Regions from separate parts of the Mus musculus genome. Here region 2 is linked to region 1. Evidence: chromatin loops called from intact Hi-C (ENCODE). Cell type or tissue: heart. All regions are shown on one strand. Links, peaks and the distances in the headings refer to the core of each region. The heading gives the core; the rest is flanking DNA.

What was found. A loop is a pair of places that touch in the nucleus more often than their neighbours do. Peaks named below come from ENCODE experiments on the same cell type or tissue, not always from the same donor. Only the 100,000 strongest peaks of a DNase experiment are listed, where the experiment ranks them.
Region 2: it touches region 1 in a loop (2.9-fold over the local background); 4 of 42 quality-filtered maps call a loop at or near these places.

Annotation. Positions count from the first base shown.
Region 1 is chr7:12,475,181-12,480,691 of GRCm38, forward strand. It overlaps Zfp606 (zinc finger protein 606), which reads left to right and starts at 3,125. Exons shown (of 7, transcript NM_026112.4): 1 at 3,125-3,526; 2 at 4,484-4,566; 3 at 5,255-5,311. The coding sequence starts at 4,536. In heart, for the core only: a CTCF peak has its summit at 3,075; DNase peaks (open chromatin) are centred at 3,101 and 3,351; H3K4me3 peaks cover 1,790 bases; H3K27ac peaks cover 1,542 bases.
Region 2 is chr7:13,028,361-13,033,069 of GRCm38, forward strand. Trim28 (tripartite motif-containing 28) reads left to right here. Exons shown (of 17, transcript NM_011588.3): 7 at 48-194; 8 at 304-418; 9 at 521-627; 10 at 728-764; 11 at 847-892; 12 at 983-1,235; 13 at 1,316-1,635; 14 at 1,723-1,846; 15 at 1,929-2,015; 16 at 2,095-2,232; 17 at 2,329-2,672. The coding sequence ends at 2,502. Chmp2a (charged multivesicular body protein 2A) reads right to left here. Exons shown (of 6, transcript NM_026885.3): 3 at 4,282-4,461; 4 at 4,075-4,205; 5 at 3,929-3,990; 6 at 3,646-3,842. The coding sequence ends at 3,715. Among named protein-coding and RNA genes, the nearest start is that of Chmp2a, 4.1 kb to the right of the region's middle. In heart, for the core only: a CTCF peak has its summit at 2,981 (motif pointing left); no DNase peak of the experiment used is centred there.

The DNA of each region.
Region 1 (5,511 bases), core at 823-4,822:
GAAAGACAGCATTTTCAAAAAATGGTGCTGGCACAACTCGTGGTTATCATGTAGAAGAATGTGAATTGATCCATTCTTATCTCCTTGTACAAAGCTCAAGTCTAAGTTGATCAAAGAACTCCACACAAAACCAGAGACACTGAAATTTATAGAGGAGAAAGTGGGGAAAAGCCTCAAAGATATGGGCACAGGGGGGAAATTCCTAAACAGAACAGCAATTGCCTGTGCTGTAAGATCAAATGGGGCCTCATAAAATTGCAAAGCTTCTGTAGGGCAAAAGATACTGTCAATAAGACAAAAAGGTCACCAACAGATTGGGAAAGAATTTTTACCAATCCGAAATCTGCTAGGGGACTAATATCCAACATATACAAAGAGCTCAAGAAGCTGAACTCCAGAAATTTCCCATTAATAATAACCCCATTAAAAATGGGGTACAGAGCTAAACAAAGAATTCTCAACCGAGGAATAGTGAAAGGCTGAGAAGCACTTGAAAAAACGTTCAACATCCTTAATCATCAGGGTAATGCAAATCAAAACAACCCTGAGATACCACCTCACACCAGTCAGAATGGCTAGGATCAAAAAATCAGGTGACAGCAGATGCTGGCGAGGATGTGGAGAAAAAGGAACATTCCTCCATTGCTGGTGGGATTGCAAGCTTGTACAACCACTCTGGAAGTCAGTCTGGAGGTTCCCCCAGAAAACTGGACATAGTACTACCAGTAGATCCAGCAATACCTCTCCTGGGCATATACCCAGAAGATGTTCCAACTGGTAATAAGGACACATGCTCCACTATGTTCATATCGGCCCTATTTATAATAGCCAGAAGCTGGAAAGAACCCAGATGTCCCTAAACAGAGGAATGGATACAGAAAATGTGGTACAGTTACACAATGGAGTACTACTCAGCTATTAAAAACAATGAATTTATGAAATTCTTGGGCAAATGGATGTATCTGGAGGATATCATCGTGAGTGAGGTAACCCAATCACAAAAGAAGTCACTTGATATGCACTCAGTGATAAGTGGATATTAGCCCAGAAACCTAGAATACCCAAGATACAACTTCCAAAACACAATAAATTCAAGAAGGAAGACCAACTTGTGAATACATCATTCCTCCCTAGAATAGGGAATAAAATATCCATGGAAGGAGTTGCAAAGACAAAGTTTGAAGCTAAAATGAAAGGATGGACCATACAGAGACTGCCCCACCCGGGAATCCATCCCATAATCAGCCACCAAATGCAGACACTATTGCATATGCCAGCAAGATTTTGCTGAAAGGACCCTGATATAGCTCTCTCCTGTGAGGCTTTACCAGTGCCTGGCAAATACAGAAGTGGATACTCACAGTCATCTATAGGATGGAACACAGGGCCCCCAATGGAGGAGCTAGAGAAAGTACCCAAGATCTGAAGGGGTCTGCAACCCTATAGGTGGAACAACAATATGAAGTAATCAGTACCCTCAGAACTCATTCTCTAGCTGCATATGTAGCAGAAGATGGCCTAGTTGGCTATCATTGGGAAGAGAGGCCCCTTGGTCTAGCAAACTTTATATGCCCCAGTACAGGGAAAGCCAGGGCCAAGAAGTGGGAGTGAGTGGGTAGGGGAGCAGGACGGGGGTAGGGTATAGGGGACTTTTTTGATAGCATTTGAAATGTAAATGAAGAAAATATCTAATAATAAATAATATCTTTTTTTCTCAATCTCTACTGATTGAAAGTTTTGCTGGGTATAGTATAATAGAGCTGGCATTGGTAGTCTCTTACTCTTTAGATTTTCATATCAGGTCTCTACATGTCCTTCACTGGCTTCCTCTTGTTACCTGAATAAAATTCAAACCATAGTTCACAACTTAGAGAACAATGGGACTTGCCTCAGTTTCCTCAAACCACCTTAATGCACCACCCCCTGATGCTGCCTCTGTACCCTGAAGCTCATCTCATTTCACTCCTACTCCTAGACTCCAATCTCCTCTAACAGGAAAAGGCCAATTTGGCTTTGAGGCCTTAACACTTGCTGTTCTCTATGCTTAAAGATGTCTTCCTCATACAGTCACTAGGTGGTTTCTTTTCTTTCAGATCTGAACACAATATCACTTTTGGATACCAGCCACCTCTGAGTGCCTCTCCCCAAAATCTCAATCCAAACACCCTGTTTTGTTTTCTTTATACTAATACTACCTAAAGATCTTTGACTTTGTTATTTTAAGTCTGTGCAGAAAATCTCTCTGTTCTTGTAACTGTATGGAAGAAAGAAATTTGCAGTTTCTTAGGGTTTAGTAATGATACATGTATTTGCTCAAGAAATACTAGCAAAGAAGTGTCTCAAACTGCAAGTTACTATGCCTTTTGCAACTGACGTTTCTTAAGACCAAGAGACAAAAGGAAAGGGGAAAAGTTAGTTCAAAGCTATCACTTTACATTTTCAGGGACTGATAATAAAGAACCTTTATTGTCTTTTAAAGATGGTAAATTTTATGAAATTCAATCACTTAATGCCAGTTTCAAAAAATTCAGTATGTCAGTATAAAACAGGATATGAATTTACGTTCCAAAATAAGACTTGATGGCTCTGTTCAAGTTTGAACTCTCATGTCATATTTGATCTAAAGGCATCAGGAAACAAAAATGAAGATAAAGATTATGGTTTGTATATTTTTGTCACCTCCAAAACTCATGCATTGAAATTTAATCTCCAACAATCATATGCAAGGGGCCAGTCAGAATTATGTTCTTCGTCTAAAAATAAAATAAAGGTATAATAACAACCACGTTCTCAATTTTGTCAAGGTTGAGGGAAGTGCTTCCTAGAGATCACTCACCCTCATCAAGCTCCGACTTTAAAGTAGCTACCTTGCTTGAGCTGCAATTTTACTGAGACTCAAACTGAGGTCCTGGCCTACCAAACTATCCTGCTGTCATCACCTGGGGAGTGATGGCAAATGAGAGAACCACCGCCCTTCTAGGCCTCGGAAACAAGCGGAACCTAAGAGTCTGGGTGCTTCAAGAGCGGTACTTGGGAAGAATAGGCTCTGAAAATGGCCTTGGCCGACTTCCGGTAGCAGCGAGAAGCGCGTCTCTTTGAAACTACAACTCCCAATAGTCCTCGCGGTGTGTCCTGGTCGACTCTGGGGGGTGCGGCCGCCATTGTCCGCGGCCAAAGTAAGGCCTTATTCCGGACCGAAGGGCTACCGATGTCGTTGTCACGGAGAGCCTGGCAGGTCGTTGGAACGGCCACGGAGAAGCGGCGCCTGCGGCCAGGGCTGGCTCAGTGCCGGGGTGCAACGGGTGCCTTCTCTTCTCTCGCCGACTCGGTGCCCCCATTGCCCTCGACCCTCCAGGTCCCGGGTCTGGGTGCGCTGTTTCTACAGACTGGGAAAGGCCGGCCCTAGTGGGCCGAGTCGGCCAGGCCTGGGACGTTGTCTCGGTGCAGGACAGAAGCCAGACGCTCGGTGCAGCAGCCCCGAGCCAGCTCAGCCGCAGTGCAATCAGGGCCAGTGGCCGCGAGCCAGGTAAGGCGGGAAGCTTGCTGAAACCAGCGCCTGGAGCGACCTGGTTGCGGAGGCCCTGAAGGAGAGCCAGGCTCTTAACCGGTCCCTTCCAAGCAAAGATCTGTAAAGGGCGTCAAACCTGACTTGGGAAAGGCTCAGGTTCTTTTAAATTTGAAGTGACAAGAGGGTGTGTGTGTGCTGTCCCGTTAGGGTGTGCGTGCATGGTTCTTGCAACTTGCTTGCCTTGAGTTATGGGGGGGGGGGGGGGGGGTGTAGGATTCTTACAACTTGCTTGCCTTGAGCTTTGTTTGACTCAAATCCTAGGGTATCTGAGTCTCTCTCTGTAAGTGTGCCAGTGCTTAGTACCAAACTCAGTACCAAGCGGTTGCGGACCTCACACAAAGACCCGGAATCCATGCATTTGTGGGGTCTGACTCTAGACTTTTTTTTTTTTTTTTTTTTTTTTTTTTGTCTCTGACGCGACTACGGGAGGGGAGAGGGGATCGATGGGCTTGAGTCTGGAAGATCTTGCAGGTGGTGATGGCTGTTGTTTGGCTTTAACCTTTGCAGACGATCACACTTTATCCCAAAGTGTGTCTGTGTCAGTGATAACTATGTGGTTAGTATTAGGTATCTTCTTCAGTGGCTCTCTATCTTGGCTTTGAGACAGGGTCTCTTTCTGAACCAGGAAGCTTCTAATTCCACTCTATTGACTTGTCAGAAATTCCCAGGGATTCTCCTGTCTGCCTCCCCATTGCTGGTATTACTTGTGCTCCACTTACTGCACAATGTGTGTGTGTGTGTTTGTGTGTGTGTGCGCGCGCGGTTTTTTTGTTTGTTTGTTTTTATCATGCTTCTTAGGGGTCTTGTTAACTTTGTGGATGTGTTCTCTTTGTTTTTGTTCTCGCTGGACTTTTTGTGAGACTGGACCAATTTTGCCTTTTTTTTTTTTTTTTTTTTTCTTCGCTTTGTCTCTAGGCTGATACTTGCAGTGCTCCTGGGCAGGACCCTGGCTGGTTAATCCTCAGGAATGGCTGCCATCAACCCATGGCCCTCCTGGGGTGAGTCCAAATCTTGCTTTTTTTTTTTTTTTTTTTTTTTTCCTCTGCACCTTTCCCTACAGGAGGCTTACTGTAGGTCAGGGCTGAGAAAGGGCTGCCAGCTTTGGGAGATAATAGACAGTCTAGCTGTCTTGGTACAAAATTAGAACAGGGTAGTCGTTAAGAGGAAATGTATTCGTAAACAACAAGGTAAGTTTTGTATATTTGATAGTCAGCTTCTAAAACGGACCTCTATAAGATATTCTAGTAACTCATAGAACTCTTTTGAAGACAATATATACAGTCAAAATGTTTTTAGTTCTCTTGTGTTTTTCACCGTTAATACTGTATTTCACTTATTAATATTAATCTGTATTTTTAAAACAATGTTAATAATGATATGTGATAGTTTTATCTTTGTTTTCATCACCATAGACATCAAGGCAGTATCCTACTTAAAATTAAGAATTAGGTGGTGATACATCTTATCAGAAACGTATTCAGCCATTCAGAGGGTTCTGTTTTTCATTGCCTTGTTGTTAGATCATAGTCTACAGTCTACAGGTGTCTCCTATGCAGATCCAGCTTATGTTGGATTGTTTTTTAGATGCCCTTGGGTTCTGTGTAGGACTTTGTCATGCTCCTTTTTTCTTGTGTTACATTTAGTCACTGTTTTGTACCACAGTCATAATCTGATCCTTCTCTGTAGGTACCCTCATGGACCAGTCTTGGGGGATGGCAGCTCCTGAGCCTTCTGTCTCCTGGGGTGAGTCAAGAACCTGTACCCTCAGCTGTGTCGGGTGCCATGTACTAACGTCTTCCTTCAGTGATCTGCCATAGCTGAGGTCAGAGCTGGTGACCCAGTGGTTCTTTAGAACGGGAGCTTGTAGTCCCGCTCTCAATACAGAGCTGGAATAAAGAGGGGTCAGAACAGTATGTGTAGGGGTGGTGTGGTGATGACATCTC
Region 2 (4,709 bases), core at 710-4,709, 550 kb after region 1:
TAGTGCTCTCTGCTTTCCCTAACGAGACTGTTTTCCTTGAATTGCAGAAGGTGACCGAGGGTCAGCAGGAACGTCTGGAGCGCCAGCACTGGACCATGACCAAAATTCAGAAGCACCAGGAACACATTTTGCGTTTTGCCTCTTGGGCTCTGGAGAGTGATAACAATACAGCTCTCTTGCTCTCTAAGAAGCTGGTGTGTAGTGGTGGGCTTCATTCAGCTAGGTGGCCCCTCAGCACCTTAAGACCTTATAAGTTGCCAAGTATGCTCATATGCCATATTTTTGCACCCTCTCCCCCATTAGATCTATTTCCAGCTGCATCGGGCCCTCAAAATGATTGTGGATCCTGTGGAGCCTCATGGTGAGATGAAGTTTCAGTGGGATCTCAATGCCTGGACCAAGAGTGCTGAAGCCTTTGGTAGGTTGCTTAGCCCTTTTTTTTTGCTTGGACCATGGGAGCATTTGAGGTGAGGCAGTATTTATTATTGTGCCCAATGGGAATTCTCTTATCTTCATTCAGGCAAGATTGTGGCTGAGCGTCCTGGTACGAACTCCACAGGTCCTGGGCCCATGGCTCCTCCAAGAGCCCCAGGCCCTCTAAGCAAGCAAGGTTCTGGCAGTAGCCAGGTGAGCTGGGGAGAGAAACAAAGGAGAGGGAATGAGTGAGAATGAGGGCCATGGGGGCTACTGTACCTTGCTGATGGCACATGTTCTGTTCTGTCTCTAGCCCATGGAAGTACAAGAGGGATATGGCTTTGGGTCAGGTAAGTAGTTGTGCCTTGGAAATTGGGCTGGGTGAGTACCCCGTCTCTGTCTTTTCTGCCAACTCTTTTGTCTTCTGAGCAGATGATCCCTATTCAAGTGCAGAGCCGCATGTATCAGGCATGAAGCGGTAAGTGTGGCAGCCCATTGAAGTAGCAGGTGGGTACAGTATTGGTGTGGTAGGAATATATGTGAGCTCATGACAAGATACACTTAACAGGTCCCGCTCTGGTGAGGGAGAGGTAAGTGGCCTCTTAAGGAAGGTGCCACGTGTGAGCCTTGAACGCCTGGATCTGGACCTCACCTCTGACAGCCAGCCACCAGTCTTCAAGGTCTTTCCTGGAAGCACTACTGAGGACTACAATCTGATTGTTATTGAGCGTGGTGCTGCTGCAGCAGCTGCTGGTCAGGCTGGGACTGTGCCACCAGGAGCCCCTGGTGCCCCACCCCTTCCTGGCATGGCCATTGTCAAGGTAAGATGTACAGGATGGTCCTTAGAGAGTGAAACCTGTCACCCTAAGATTTTGATACTAAGAATCAAACTGTCTTATAGGAAGAAGAGACAGAAGCTGCTATTGGAGCTCCCCCGGCTGCCCCCGAGGGTCCTGAAACCAAGCCTGTGTTGATGCCTCTGACTGAAGGTCCTGGTGCCGAGGGACCTCGTCTAGCTTCACCTAGTGGCAGTACCAGCTCAGGCTTGGAGGTGGTGGCTCCTGAGGTTACCTCAGCCCCAGTAAGTGGGCCAGGTATCCTGGATGACAGTGCCACTATCTGCCGTGTCTGCCAGAAACCAGGTGACCTGGTCATGTGTAACCAGTGCGAATTTTGCTTCCACCTGGATTGCCACCTCCCTGCCCTGCAGGATGTTCCAGGGTATGTGTGAGGCTGGGCAGGATCAGATAGATTGTGGAGAGAGAGCTGGTTGTCATCTTTTACATTTCCTAATCTTCCTCATCCTAGGGAGGAATGGAGTTGCTCACTCTGCCACGTGCTCCCTGACCTAAAGGAGGAAGATGGAAGCCTCAGCCTGGATGGAGCAGATAGCACTGGTGTGGTAGCTAAACTCTCACCAGCCAACCAGCGGGTAAGAGCTGAATGCATGTGTTGTGTGGCCCAGTAGCTGAAGCTTTCCAAGCTACAACTCTGATATCTCTTGTATTGTCTAGAAATGTGAGCGTGTTCTCCTGGCCCTGTTCTGCCATGAACCATGCCGTCCCTTGCATCAGCTGGCTACCGACTCTACATTCTCCATGGTAAGTCCCAGAACAGGAGAGGTTGCAGGTGCCAAGAGGTGGTGACCCCCCTCAATGTCTATGTTGTCTCTCCCTACAGGAGCAGCCTGGTGGTACCCTAGACCTGACCTTGATTCGTGCTCGCCTCCAAGAGAAGCTGTCACCTCCTTATAGCTCCCCCCAGGAGTTTGCTCAAGATGTGGGCCGCATGTTCAAACAGTTCAACAAGCTGACTGAGGTGAGCCTGCAGAATGAAGCCGGGGGTGGGGGAGTATAGCAGGCAGGGGAAAGAAAAGCCAGGACCCACTCACGTGTGTATTCTTAATTGGAACAGGACAAGGCAGATGTTCAGTCCATCATCGGCTTGCAGCGCTTCTTTGAGACACGCATGAATGATGCCTTTGGTGACACCAAGTTTTCTGCTGTGCTGGTAGAACCACCACCATTGAACCTTCCCAGTGCTGGCCTAAGTTCTCAGGAGCTCTCTGGCCCTGGTGATGGCCCCTGAAGCTGGGGCTCTTGTGGTCAGCCCAGTCCAGCTCTGGTCTCTGTATTTTCACCCCATACCCTGTCCTTTGGTGGCCTGACTCCTGTTCTTGCTGGCCCCATCGTCCCCTCAGTCCCTCTTCACAAAATGGTTTTTACTTCTGTGGATTTAATAAAAACTTCACTGAGTCAGTTGCTCATGCCTCAGCTGTCTGGGGACTGTTCCTGAGGTTTTAAGACTCATTCTACAGGTGACCTTACTTCCCTCTTTTTGGCCAGGTGAAACATTTGTACACTGTCCTTGGTAAGACTTGGATGGAGCCCGGCGTGGTGGTGCACGCCTTTAATCCCAGCACTTGGGAGGCAGAGGCAGCCGGATTTCTGAGTTCCAGGCCAGCCTGGTCTACAAAGTGAGTTCCAGGAGCCAGGGCTATACAGAGAAACTCTGAGACAGAGTTTGGATGGAGGCCTCAGGTGTGCAGTGCCTCCCAGTGGCCAGATACAAATTTAGACACGAAGCAACTTAACTGCTTACATTTAATCAACTGCTTACATTTAATCAAAGTGGGTTGTGTGAGATTCTCAAAGGGTTTTTTTGTTTTTTTAAATATTATTTCTTCAGACACTCCAAGAAGAGGGCATCAGATCTCATTACAGATGGTTGTGAGCCACCATGTGGTTGCTGGGATTTGAACTTATGACCTTTGGAAGAGCAGTCAGTGCTTTTAAAGCGCTGAGCCCCCCTCAAAGGGTTGTTTTTACAGACATTGTCTGGCTATCCTGGACATCTGTAAATGAGGCTGGCTTTTAACTCAGATCTACCTCTAGAGTGCCAGGATTAAAGGTGTGCATTAGCACTCAAATTTAGCATAGCATTCCTTTCTATGACCCATAACTGAGTTTCATATCCCAAGTTGGTGGACAGTTACCACTTTAAATCTCATCTGTTGCCATGGATTGTTTGGTTAGTATGTGTTAGGTGGAGAGGTATATATGCATTAACTGGATGCTGCGCCCACTTGGGTCACTGGTTTAACTTGCTAACTGGTGGCCCTAGTGTGGAGCCTGCACCTGAGCGTGCTCAGAGCCTTTTGTATTAAGCACAATCATCTTCACTCGAGCCTGGAATTTGGGTCCCATTGTCACTAGTCATAAGCTCACAGCCTTGGTAAATTAGTGTCCAAATTTCTTTATTACAGGGGGACAGGATGCACTGAGTTGGGGTGGGGTGTTTTCAGTCCCTGCGAAGGTTCTTGAGCCTCTCTTCCAGGTCTGCATCAGCATCAGCCAGGGCTGAGGCTGTGGCCTCTGCTTTCTTCCCACCAGCTGCCACACTGAGTGAGCCTCCAGTGGAGGGAAGGTCTGCAGAGAGAGTTGAGGGTCAAGGGCTGTGCTTTGTGTTGTGGCTGAGCTTTGGGTGGGAAAATAGGTGGATTTGGAACACTCACTTGACAGCTCATCTGTGAGGCTCAGTCCCAGCTCATCCAGGACCTGGGACACAACAGCATCACTAGGAAAGAAAAAGAACTCATCAGGACTACGAATGGGTAAGGGTCCTGGTAAATATCCCTGCCTTCCTGTCAAAGTCTCACACCTCTCCTCTTCATCTTCCTCATCACCCATGGCATCATCAATTGCGTCATTCATCATTTCTTCCTTCATGTCCATGATCTCTGCCTGCCGTTCAAACTCCATCATGATCTTCTGGATCTGGGGTAATTTCAGCTGGAAGAAGGCAGGGAGGGTAAGTGACCTGCTTGAAGGTCAATGGGGATGGGAAAGTGGATTGGGAGGGACAAACCTGTCTGTTCATAGTGCCCATGGCCTTAGTAACACCCTTCATGGCTTGTGCCATTGAGTTGTTGGATTTTAGAGTCTGTATCTTGAGGGACACAGCTTGGATGTTGGCCCGCATCAACACAAACTTGCGTACATATCTCCGGGTACGCACCAGGTCTTTTGCCATGATTCGAACAGCATCCTGCCGAGTGGGCAAGAGAAGGATGACGCTGTGAGGTTATACTTAAGGTCACTTGCCCCTCCAAAATCTCACCCCTCTCTTAGGGATATCACTCCTCAGCCCATATATAGCCCAAAGTAGCCTCCTACTGACAATTCTGCCTCAAACCTCCCTTAATGAGGGGACTATAGGCATTGGCTACTAACCTAAGTATAGGAATGTGTATATAAAAGGCCTAGGCTCAGTACCTATTTCCTTCAATGTACAGA